Linked DNA regions of Homo sapiens: region 2 is linked to region 1. Evidence: chromatin contacts called from ENCODE Hi-C or POLR2A ChIA-PET data. All regions are on one chromosome and are shown on one strand. Each heading gives the region's core, a stretch centred on a gene start or an enhancer-like site at or near the end of the contact. The rest is flanking DNA. Distances are from core to core; before and after follow the strand shown.

Region 1 (5,120 bases), core at 1,799-4,298:
CAAATCATGAAGCCTGAGGGTGATCCTGGGGACTCTCAAGCCAGCATTCTAAGTTGGCTCCCCAGTTTCTGTTATTTGGAAACTTGATTGAAACCTGATTCAACCCAACCCTGTTGTCATGGTGCTCAGGACACTGGGGAAGCTGCAGCCCCTGAGAACGGAGAGTGCCCCTGGGTGGTGAGCCATAGAGCTGAGTCTGCCCCAGGTCTGGGGAGTGGCCCATGCCCAGCTCTGTGGGTGGCTTTAGCTCAGGCCCAAGATGAGGCTGGGCCAATGACAACCCAAGAAGGATGAGCCTGCCAAAAGGGGGCCCCTCTCCAGCTCTTCAGGAGAGATGTTTCTCTGGACATACGGGTTTTCCTAAGGAAAGAGAAGGCTTTGCCCAGCTCCAAAGAGCAAGTCTCATCTTTTCGTCTGCTTTCGGCCAGATTCCTACCTGTCCTAGAAACTCCCTGGAGCCCACAAGGGAAACCGTGCCTCCCCTTTTTCCCCTTCGGGTTCTCCCCTCCTGCAGAGAGCAGGGTAGGTCAGCCCCTCAAGCACACATTTGGGCTGCAGGAGCACTATGATGGAGGAGAGCCTGGATGGTCACCCGCCACTCTCCATGAGGGGTGCTTTTCCCTAGACCAAGTCCCACCTTTCAAGGGAAACTGAGACAAGGAAACCTTAGCTCTGGTCCACGTGACAAAGTGTAGAGTTTAAAACAGAAGCTTCTGAAACTGAGGTCAAATAGTTCATCCCCGGCCTGCCTCAATTTTTTTTGGTTGTTGTTGTTTTATTTTGAAATGATTGTAGATGTACAGGAAGTTGCAAAAAAATTAGTACAGAGAGGTCCAGTGTAGCCTTCATTCAATTTCCCCCAATGATAACATCTTACATAACCATAACAAAGATCAGGCTGGGCACGGTGGCTCACGCCTGTAATCCCAGCACTTTGGGAGGCCGAGGTGGGTGGACTGCTTGAGGTCAGGAGTTCATGACCGCCTGGCCAACATGGTGAAACCTTGTATCTACTAAAAATACAAAAATTAGCTGGATGTGGTGGTGCACATCTGTAGTCCTGGCTACTCCGGAGGCTGAGGCAGGAGAATCACTTGAACCTGGGAGGCGGAGGTTGTAGTGAGCCAGAATCAGGCTGCTGCACTCCAGCGTGGGTGACAGAGGGAGACTCCATCTCAAAAACAAACAGACAAACAAACAATAAAAACACACACACACCATAATACAAGATCAAAACAAAACCTCAGGCTTTGAAATGAGGTGGAGGTTGTAGTGAACCAAGATCGTGCCATTGCACTCCATCCTGGGCAACAAGAGAAAAACTCCATCTAAAAAAAAAAAAAAACAAAAAAACTAATACAATGTAAATGCTGTGTAAATAGTTGTTATGCTGTATTGTTTTTTATTTGCATTACTTTATAGTTACATTATTTTATTTTTTAATATTTTTGATTTGTGGTTGGTTGAATCCATGGATGTGGAACCCATGGACACAGAGGGCCACTGTATATATGTGTGTGTTTGTGTGTGTGTGTGTATATGTGTGGTGTGTGTGTGTGTGTGTGTGTATGTGCGTATGTATATATATAAAGCATTGAAGATCATACCCCCAAAATGTTAACACTGCCTATTGTTAGGCAGTGGAATTATTAGTGATTTTTATTTTCCCCCTGCATAAGGTTTATGCATTGAATATACATAACTATTATAATTTGTAAACAATATTATCAGTTCCACCTCTTGCCTTGACTCAGCACCAACTGGGTTTCCATGAGCCTGCTAAAGTTTCCAGGGGAAGTGGAGGGACATTTGCAAATGGCACTGGAGGGGGCTCTACTGTCCTCAGGAACCGAGGAGACAGTGGGGTGTCCAGAGTTACCAGGATAGCAAGGGGCTGGCCCTGCAGGGCAAAGGGCCCTTACATATCATGGGAGAAAGGGGATTGCAATAAAACCAGTGAGTCGTCCACGGTGGCCCAGGAGCAGGGAGCAGATAATCTGGTAACTGGTGAAATTCCAGAGCCAGGCTGAGGCCGGGAACTCTTCCCCACCCGCTTCCTCGTTCCAGCTTCCTCACCATCTACTCATGCATACCCAGGCCTCTCCACCTCAATTCAGGAGCTCCCATTGAGGGGCAGGGCTGCAATGTGCTTAGCTCTGTGCCTCCCTGAGCTCAGCACAGGGCCTGGCTGATCCAGTGTAGGATGGATGGATGGATGGATGGATGTTCTCTCCCTTTCGTCCGCCTCCCATCTCCATCTGCTGATCTTCCACCTCTTGGGGGCTCAGATGCCTCTTCCTCCAGGAAGCCCTTGCTGAGTCCCCTAGGCCTCCACTGCACTCTATGGTAACATCAATTACTCATCTTAGTAGAGTCGGCCTGGTACTGAGATTATGGGACTCTGAGCTGGTTTCCATCAGTGCATGAACCTTAAAGTCAAGGTCAATGTCCTGATCAGCTCTGTTCTCCATTGAACCCCACAACACCAAAAAGACGCTCAATCAATACTATGAAAGGAAAGAAAGGAGCCTCTCTTCTCTCCCTGAGTGTGGCTCAAGATTCGGAAGTAGGGAGTGTTACTGGGGAGGGGGAGACAGTTCCTATCTCCCCCACCCCTGCTAAGGGAAGAAGATTCATTGGCCCCAGGTTCATCATCTGCACCTCTGACTCCATCAGCTGGTTCTTTCTACTTGCTCCCAGTCATGGTCACGAGGGGATGGTGACTCAGCCCAATTCATCACCACAATGGAAAAACCCAGTCACCTGTCCTCCTGGCAGCAGGACTGGAGCTGCCTCTGTCTGTGGAAGGGCAGCAAGCCATACTGTTTTCAAGGTCCTTTTGTCTTTTACCTGCTGAAAAATCAAAAATTTAAAGAATGGAGGAGTACCACTGGTTTACATTTACAGTGTGGTATGAATCTCAACAACGAGGGATCGTTGAGATCCCTATGTTCCCTCCACGCCAGGCTCCAAGTCAAATGTCCATGTGCATCATCTTACAACAGTTTCACAAGACCATTGTTATCTGAAGTGGTCACTGGTCACTCTTGGCCCCCAGCAGCTGACACACCCTTTCTACAAGGCAGAGCCCACCTCCCACTAGAGAAACTGAAAACATCTTTCCCCAGCTTTGCTTACAGCTTTGCCAAAGTATATGACCTATGCTCCTCCAATCAGACATCCCATTCTATTTATTTATTTATTTATTTATTTACTTATTTATTTATTTATTATTTACCGAGACAGAGTCTGTTCTGTCACCCAGGTTGAAGTGCAGTGGTGCAATCTCATCTCACTGTAACCTCCGTCTCCCAGGTTCATGCGAGTCTCCTGCCTCAACCTCCTGAGTAGCTAGGACCACAGGCGTGTATCACCATGACTGGTTACTTTTTGCATTTTTTGTAGAGACAGGGTTTTGCCATGTTGCCCAGGCTGGTCTTGAACTCCTGGGCTCAAGCAATCTTCCTGCCTCAGCCTCCCAAAGGGCTGGGATTACAGGTGTGAGCCACTGCACCTGGGCGTGTTCTGTTCTTGGTTGTTAATTAGAAACTAGTGGCACGAGGAAGCCAAGACCACACAGAATCCACTGCGGTGAGGACTGGGGAAGCAGCAGCTGAGTTCCTGATGGCAGTGCCCAGTGACCACGTCCAGGGGTGGCACTGGCTGCAGCTTCTGTGCTGGGGGATGGCAGTAGTGGTTTTAACATCAGGCCAACATAGCAGTGTCAGGCCTGGCACCTGATATTCCAAGAGATGCCCACCCTCCTTTTTTTTTTTTTTCTTTTTCTTTTTTGAGACGGAATCTCACTCTTTTGCCCAGGCTGAAGTGCAGTGGCAGGATCTCGGCTCACTGCAACCTCTGCCTCCTGGGTTCAATCAATTCTCCTGCCTCAACCTCCCAAGCAGCTGGGATTATAGGCGTGTGCCACCACACCTGGCTAATTTTTGTATTTTTGGTGAGGTTTCACCATGTCGGCCAGGCTGGTCTTGAACTCCTGACCTCAAGTGATCTGCCCGCCTCAGCCCCCCAAAGTGTTGGGATTACAGGGTGAGCCACCATGCCCGGCCTATCCTCCTTTTAACAAAGCCTTTTTCTGCTTCAATTAGCCAGAGTAGGTCTCTATTTCTTGCAATTAAACACCCTGACTAGATATATCAGCCTGAGTTTACAGATGAGAAGTGAAGGCTCATTTGAGATCTTTAGAAAGGTTATCTCATCTCCGACCTGGGTGCAGGCCAGTGATCTTCTGCCCATTTTACAAGGCAGTGACTTAGGAAGCATGTTTCAAGTAATTAGGAGCAAGGCTGGGGGGACACTTTCTTAGAGGCCTCCTGTCCCAGGCAACAGCTTGGCTCTCTGCACTGTTCTGCTTTTCACTGTTAATCCAACCTGCTCCCAAACATCACCCCTCCTCCGCAGAGTGCTGAAGATGAAGAGAGCCCAGCGGCACAGGGGACCCAGAGCTTGCCCTTCTGCTGACTCAGTAGTGACTCCGCTGCCTGTCATGACTGATGTTTCCAGAAGGGTCAGGGCCTCCTCAACCTACCTCTTCCTTATGCACCTTTGTTTGATGCAATAGCCCTGGGGACTCTCACGATTACGTTTCTTCTTCATCTATTGTCTCCACTTTTATTTATTTATTTATGTATTTTTTAGACTCTATCACCCAGGCTGGAGTGCAGCAGCGCGATCTCGGCTCACTGCAACGTCCGCCTCCTGGGTTCAAGTGATTCTCCTGCCTCAGCCTCCTGAGTAGCTAGGATTACAGGTATGTGCACCACGCCCAGTTAATTTTTGTATTTTTAGTAGAGATGGGGTTTCACCATGTTGGCCAGGCTGGTCTTGAACTCCTGACCTCAGGTGATCCACCCACCTCGGCCCCCAAATGTGCTGGGATTACAGGCATGAGCCACCGCGCCCGGCCCTACTGTCTCCACTTTTAGGAGTTCAAATCCACAACCTGACTCACTGGAATGCTCACAGGAGTTCATGAACTATCTGAGCTACATGGATAGTCTGCATGAGTTCAAGGCCACTGCAGACACCATGTCTCAGACAGGCGTGTCATAGTGTCAAAGCTCCTGTTAGGCAGCCTGCAGAACAGCCTAGGCCCCGTGAAT
Region 2 (5,302 bases), core at 841-3,340, 36 kb after region 1:
GTGCTGGGATTACAGGCATGAGCCACCATGCCTGGCCAATCCATGTATTTATTCCTTAGGAGGATCTGTAGCAGGCACAGTCCAGTGCTGGGATACAAAGGGCAGAACGATGGGCAACACTGAGCTTCTCCTCTAATCCTCACAACACTGAGGCTCGGAGGCTGAGTGAGCTGCCCGGGAGTTCACAGCCTCGCAGAGCGGGGCAGAGAGGTTTCTAGGCAGACGCAGGGGAAGGCAAGGCAGAACCTGTGAGTTCTCCTTTACCTGGACGTGTGCTGGTCCCTGATTAGTTTCCCTCACCAGGCCTGAAAGTGGCCCGAGTCTGAGCTGGCCAGCTGTCTTGTTGTACAGATGGGGAGACGGGGACCCAGAGTGGGTGAGTCGCACAGCCAGAGCCAGGCCCCCGCAGAGTGTCTGTGGGCCCCTCGGCCTCAGGGAGAGCCTGGCAACTCAGACGCGGGGTTCCAGCCCCCGCTCCTCCCCAGCCATCTGTGCAGCCTCGTAACCTGTGGGTGCATTTTGAGCCTCTCTCCCCTCATCGGTGAAGCCTGATTGTTCATCCAGATCTGTTTGTGTCTGGGGAGCCCCTTCCATGCCAGCATCATACTGAGAGCACAGCTAGATGTGGTCCCGCCCTCGTGGTGCCCGCGGTCCGGTGGGTAGAACACGCACTAGCCAGACTCAAACGGTTCACTGTGAAGTAAGCTCCAGTGATCTGAGGCACAAAGCGACCAGGTCTGGAGAGGTGGGAGCAGCTGCCACTGTAACTTTGTGTGGATTGGAAAAGGTCCCTCTTTCCCCCTCACTGTGTGGGCCTCAGCTTCCCCATCCCTACAAGTGGGCATGTTAGTCACGCCCACCTCCCCCCTTCCCTCCCTTCCTTCCACCCTTGTGGCCTGATGGTCAGACCATGAAAAACATCTATGGGAGCAGAAGGGCAAAGTGACCAACAGCAAGGATTTGCAGTGGGACATTCCAGCACTTTCTAGCCCTGTGACAGCCTCTCTGAGCCTCACCCTTGTGGCCTGTAAGATGGAATCCACACCTCCTTAATGAGGACGCTCACACGCTCCTCCACCAAGTACTTGGTAGCCAATGCCTGGCACTTCGGTGAGCCCTTGGTCACTTTTGTTAACATTGAGACAGACTGGTGGGCTGGGTGCGGTGTTTCATGCCTGTAATCCCAGCGCTTTAGGAGGCCAAGACAGGAGGATCATTTGAACCCAGGAGTTGGAGGATACAGTGAGCTGTGATTGCACCACTGCACTCCAGCCTGGGTGATAGAGTGAGACCCTGTCTCTAAAAAAAAAAAAAAAGAAAAGAAAAGAGAAAAGACAGACTAGGGGACAGAAATTGAGTCTGCTAAGGCCCCACGGGCTCCCCAGACCAGCCAGGGCCTAACTTGCCACCCCCTCTGTTTGCCTTCCCCTAGGAGAGCTCCGATGCCTTCCTCTTGGCTGCAGACACAGACTGGAAGGTAGGTCAAGGCTCAGACCCCCAAGATGTGGGACTGACAGCTGGCAGCCCCTCACCCCACCTGGCCAGGTCCCAGAGGAGGGTCACAGCCCTTCTGTGTGCCCCCTGCCTAACAGAGAGATGCTGGGGTGGGAGATGAACTGGCCCTGCTTCTGCGAGCAGCAGGGAAGAGACGGGGCCTCTAGGGGGAGTGAGAATGGAAAAGAGAGTGAGGGATGTTGTCATCTGAATCAGCATTTTCCTCCAATGAAAGGCAGGTTGACTCTAAAATAGCTCCTGTTTCCATGACAGCTGTTGCCAGGACAACCCTGTCCTCCTTAGTTGATGCCAGGTTCTCCGTGGAAACTGAAAGCGCCCTTTGTTTTTATTCCTCCGGGTGATGATGTTGCTCACTCGGCCAGTCGTTTCTCCCCTCTGAGTCCCACAGTGACCATTGATTTCCGGGTCTGGGAAAATGCCTGACAGCAGACACAAGGGAACCCTGCTGGGTTCTGGGGCCCCACTGGCCATCCCGACATGCTGAACCAATTCAGACCCTTCCTCCTGGTAAGGTGGAAGCAGCTCCCGAGTCTCTGTCCTTGCCTGGGCCTGACCTGGTTTTGGGTCAGCCTCCAAGCCCCGTGACAGCACCAGCCAAGTGGTCTGGATGCAGGGGTGACACGGAGGCGGGGCTGCCCTTTGGCTCGTCCCCCAGTGGGAGCAACGCGAGGATCAGTGTGAGAATCTGGGCCTGTGTGCTGGTCCCTCGGTCACGCGCCACTTCAAGGACGAGAGGGGAGACTTCAGGGCAGCCAATGTACATGTGCTCAGATCCTCCGGGAATGCCATCTCCAAGCACAAAGGGCTCTGGAGCTGGAAGGAGAGGCTAGGGTTCCGGCAGTGGGGAGTGAATGGGAGCCCAGGAGGTGGGATGGGAGGGAAGTGGTCGGGAGCTGGCCCAGGCTGGTGGGAAGGGACAGCCGGAGATCAGGGCAGGCTCACCAGGGGATTTTCTTTGTCCTCCATGCTGCAAATGAGGATGAGCTATGCAGGCAAATGGGCCCTGGAGGAGGGGGTTGGCCAAGTAAAATCTCAGAGCAGCCAGCCGGTGCCTCAACACACTGGTCCCACAGTGTGGGAGGCCGACGCCAACAGTGCTGATGCCAGCCCCAGCACACAGGCCCACGGTGTGGGGGACAGGCAGAGGGGAATCCTGGAGTCGTGGAGGAGACCCTACCATACCTCTGGGTTCCCAACTGCTGCTGCGAAGCTGCCTCTGGCCCCTGAGCCCTCTGAGCTGCAGCCCCGGAGTTGCGGGGCCCAGGGTGTGTGGGACCCCGGTTCTCAGGATCCTCTGCTTGGTAAAAGGCAGGTTGCATTAAAAGGCACCTTCCTGTCCACTCCTGTCACACCACATGGAGGCAGCATTTTTTTCGTTTTTTGTTTTAGAAAAGCAGCCACAAGAATGGATGGTCGTTATCTGGGCCAAGACCTGGCAGGGATTTTATCTCCTGCTCACTATGGCAGGCGTTGTCACTGTCCCCTGCCTCCGTGGGGGCAGCCAGTGGGGGAGGTAGTATAGCAGAGGGACTAACATGAGCCAGACAGACCTAGGTTCTGGCCCCGCCACTTCCAAGCATGTGACCTCCAGCCCAAGTCACTCCATTTGTCTACCGCATTTTCAGGGAGACAGGCAGCACGGACCTCCCGAGTGTTTCTAAGGCGATGGTGCCCATGGGCCCCTCATATGGACACTCAGCTGACCGTGACGAGTGGCCACCAGAGTGTGGAGTTAGCACCAAACTGCCTGGGTGTGGTTCCTGGCTCTGTGCCCACTAGCTGTGTGATGTTAGGCAGGTTACCAAACCTCCCTGTGCTTTATTTGCCTCATTTGTAAAGAGGGTATTAAGAGAGAAAATGAGTGCTCGCCCCAGCAGCACATATACCAAAATTGGAATGATACAGAGAAGATGAGCACGACCCCTGTACAAGAATGACCCACATATTCGTGAAGCCTTCCATACTTAAAAATATTTTCCAAAAAGAGGATAAAGGCTGGGTGTGGTGACTCATACCTGTAATCTCAGCACTTTCGGAGGCTGAGGCAGGTGCATCACTTGAGGTCAGGAGTTTGAGGCCAGCCTTGCCAATATAGTGAAACCCCATCTCTACTAAAAATACAATAATTAGCCAGGTGTGGTGGCAGGCGCTGGTAGTCCCAGCTACTTGGGAGGCTGAGGCAGGAGAATGGCTTGAACCCGGGAGGCGGAGGTTGCAGTGAGCAGAGATTGCACCATTGCACTCCAGCCTGGGCAACAGAGCAAGACCATGTCTCCAAAAAAAGAAGAAGAAGAAAAAAAAAGAGGGATAGAGAGAATGGGTAAAGCACTCCAAGAAAGCCTGGCACATGGAGGACATTTGAACATAGTGTTTGCCACTCTTGATTCTGAGACCTCAGGCCCACCCAGAGTGCTGGGGTACTAGTAGCTGCCGCTGCTTACTAGCCAAGTGAGGAAATTACCTAACCTCTCCAACTCTCAGTTTCCTCATCCCTTCTCATAGGTCCATGAGGATTATATGTATTATCCTTGCAGCTGCCTGTGCAGTAGGCACTGCTGTTTCTCCCATTTACATACGGAGGCTCAGAGAGGTTGATTGACTTCCCCAAGGTCACACAGCAAAGAAGTGGCAGAGCTATGAGTGGCACCAGGGTTTGGCTGGCAAGACCTGGGTTTGGCTGGCAAGACCTGAGCCTGCCTTGTCTGGCCACTGTAACTGCACAACCACCAGAAAAAGGGCCAACAATTTGGAGAGGCACACAGGCTGCCTCATTTCTCCCCTGCCAGGACCTGGGCAGGGGTGGGGTCAGATCTAGAGTGATTTCTGCAGTTTTTTCTGATTCTCACAGCAGCTTGGTGAGAAAGGCACACAGTCCCTGCTTTACAATTAGAAGCCTGAGACACAGAGAGGTTAAAAAAAAAATCTTGCCCAAGGTCACCCGGCTGGTAGGGGGCCAGGAAGGACTTAAACCCACGTCTGTGGGTTTGCAGACAGCTGAGCAGTCATGGAGGCTGTGGCTTGGAGTGGGCAGTGTCGCAGGTCAGCTTGTCACCTGGGTCCAAAGGTGGGGAGAGGCCACTCAGGGGTCAGAGGTTGGAGTGGGCGTAGGATTGGGTGGGGCCTTGGGGGACATGGGAGGGCATTGTGGGCAGAGGGCAGGGCTGTGCCTCAGTTTTCCAAGCCTCTTCCTGTGCCACAGTGCCTGCAGGAATGGGGAGCATGGCCAGGAGGTGACGGGCCAGGGGGACTCCCCATTCTACTTCCTGCTGCCCTGGGGAGCACAGGGCCTGTCAGTCTTCCCTAGGCCTCCAGAGTAAGAGGTGAGAGATGGAATAGGTGCCCCCAGGCAGAGGACATGACCAGCAATAGTGTACATAGCAGGTGTCGACCAGGTCAGCAGGTACCCAGAGATGAAGAGATGACCACTTTCTCCAAGGGCAGCCAGTCAGCATGCAGGGCCATCAGCATGGGCTGGGGTGAGTGGCGTGTTCCTTCTTCAGCAAGACAGGGAGAGGAAGCCGGATAGGAGGCAGCTACTGACGTTGACATGCCCACCTCCTGTAGACCCACCCGGCCCTTGTTCCTGGAGGCAACCAGTTTGGGGCTTGGCTCTCGGGTATCTGGGGAGCAGGACACTAGGGCTATCTCAGGCTCTGTGCCCTGACCCCACCCTTGCCCAGGCCCTGGCAGGAGAGAAATGGGGCAGTCTGTGTGCCTCTCCAAACTGTTGGCCCCTTTTCTGGCAGTTGTGCAGTTATCGTGGCCAGACAAGGCAGGGTCAGGTCTT

What was found. Hi-C counts contacts between places; a loop is a spot of excess contacts on that map. ChIA-PET counts read pairs that join two places held with the same protein, here RNA polymerase II (POLR2A). Pooled maps may share reads with other maps.
Region 2: a loop to region 1 is called in a pooled map, with 4 times the contacts of the local background. The contact joins two enhancer-like sites. A Hi-C loop is called at or near these places in 5 of 168 maps with a recorded cell type or tissue (Caco-2, heart left ventricle and vagina) and 10 of 50 pooled maps. POLR2A ChIA-PET finds 5 or more read pairs at or near these places in 4 of 52 experiments (BJ, H1, MCF 10A and 1 more).

What each region holds. Positions count from the first base shown.
Region 1 is chr16:58,456,815-58,461,934 of GRCh38, forward strand. LINC02137 (long intergenic non-protein coding RNA 2137) reads left to right here. Exons shown (of 4, transcript NR_187253.1): 3 at 4,657-4,768. Among named protein-coding and RNA genes, the nearest start is that of LINC02137, 38 kb to the left of the region's middle. RefSeq lists an enhancer at 2,551-2,845. Within about 2 kb of position 3,049, at least 3 of the 41 ENCODE cell types and tissues checked have a DNase peak (open chromatin) inside an H3K27ac peak, as active enhancers do.
Region 2 is chr16:58,493,532-58,498,833 of GRCh38, forward strand. It overlaps a transcript of NDRG4 not described here and the pseudogene RNU6-103P. Among named protein-coding and RNA genes, the nearest start is that of NDRG4, 4.0 kb to the right of the region's middle. RefSeq lists enhancers at 2,100-2,655, 2,656-3,211. Within about 2 kb of position 2,091, at least 10 of the 41 ENCODE cell types and tissues checked have a DNase peak (open chromatin) inside an H3K27ac peak, as active enhancers do.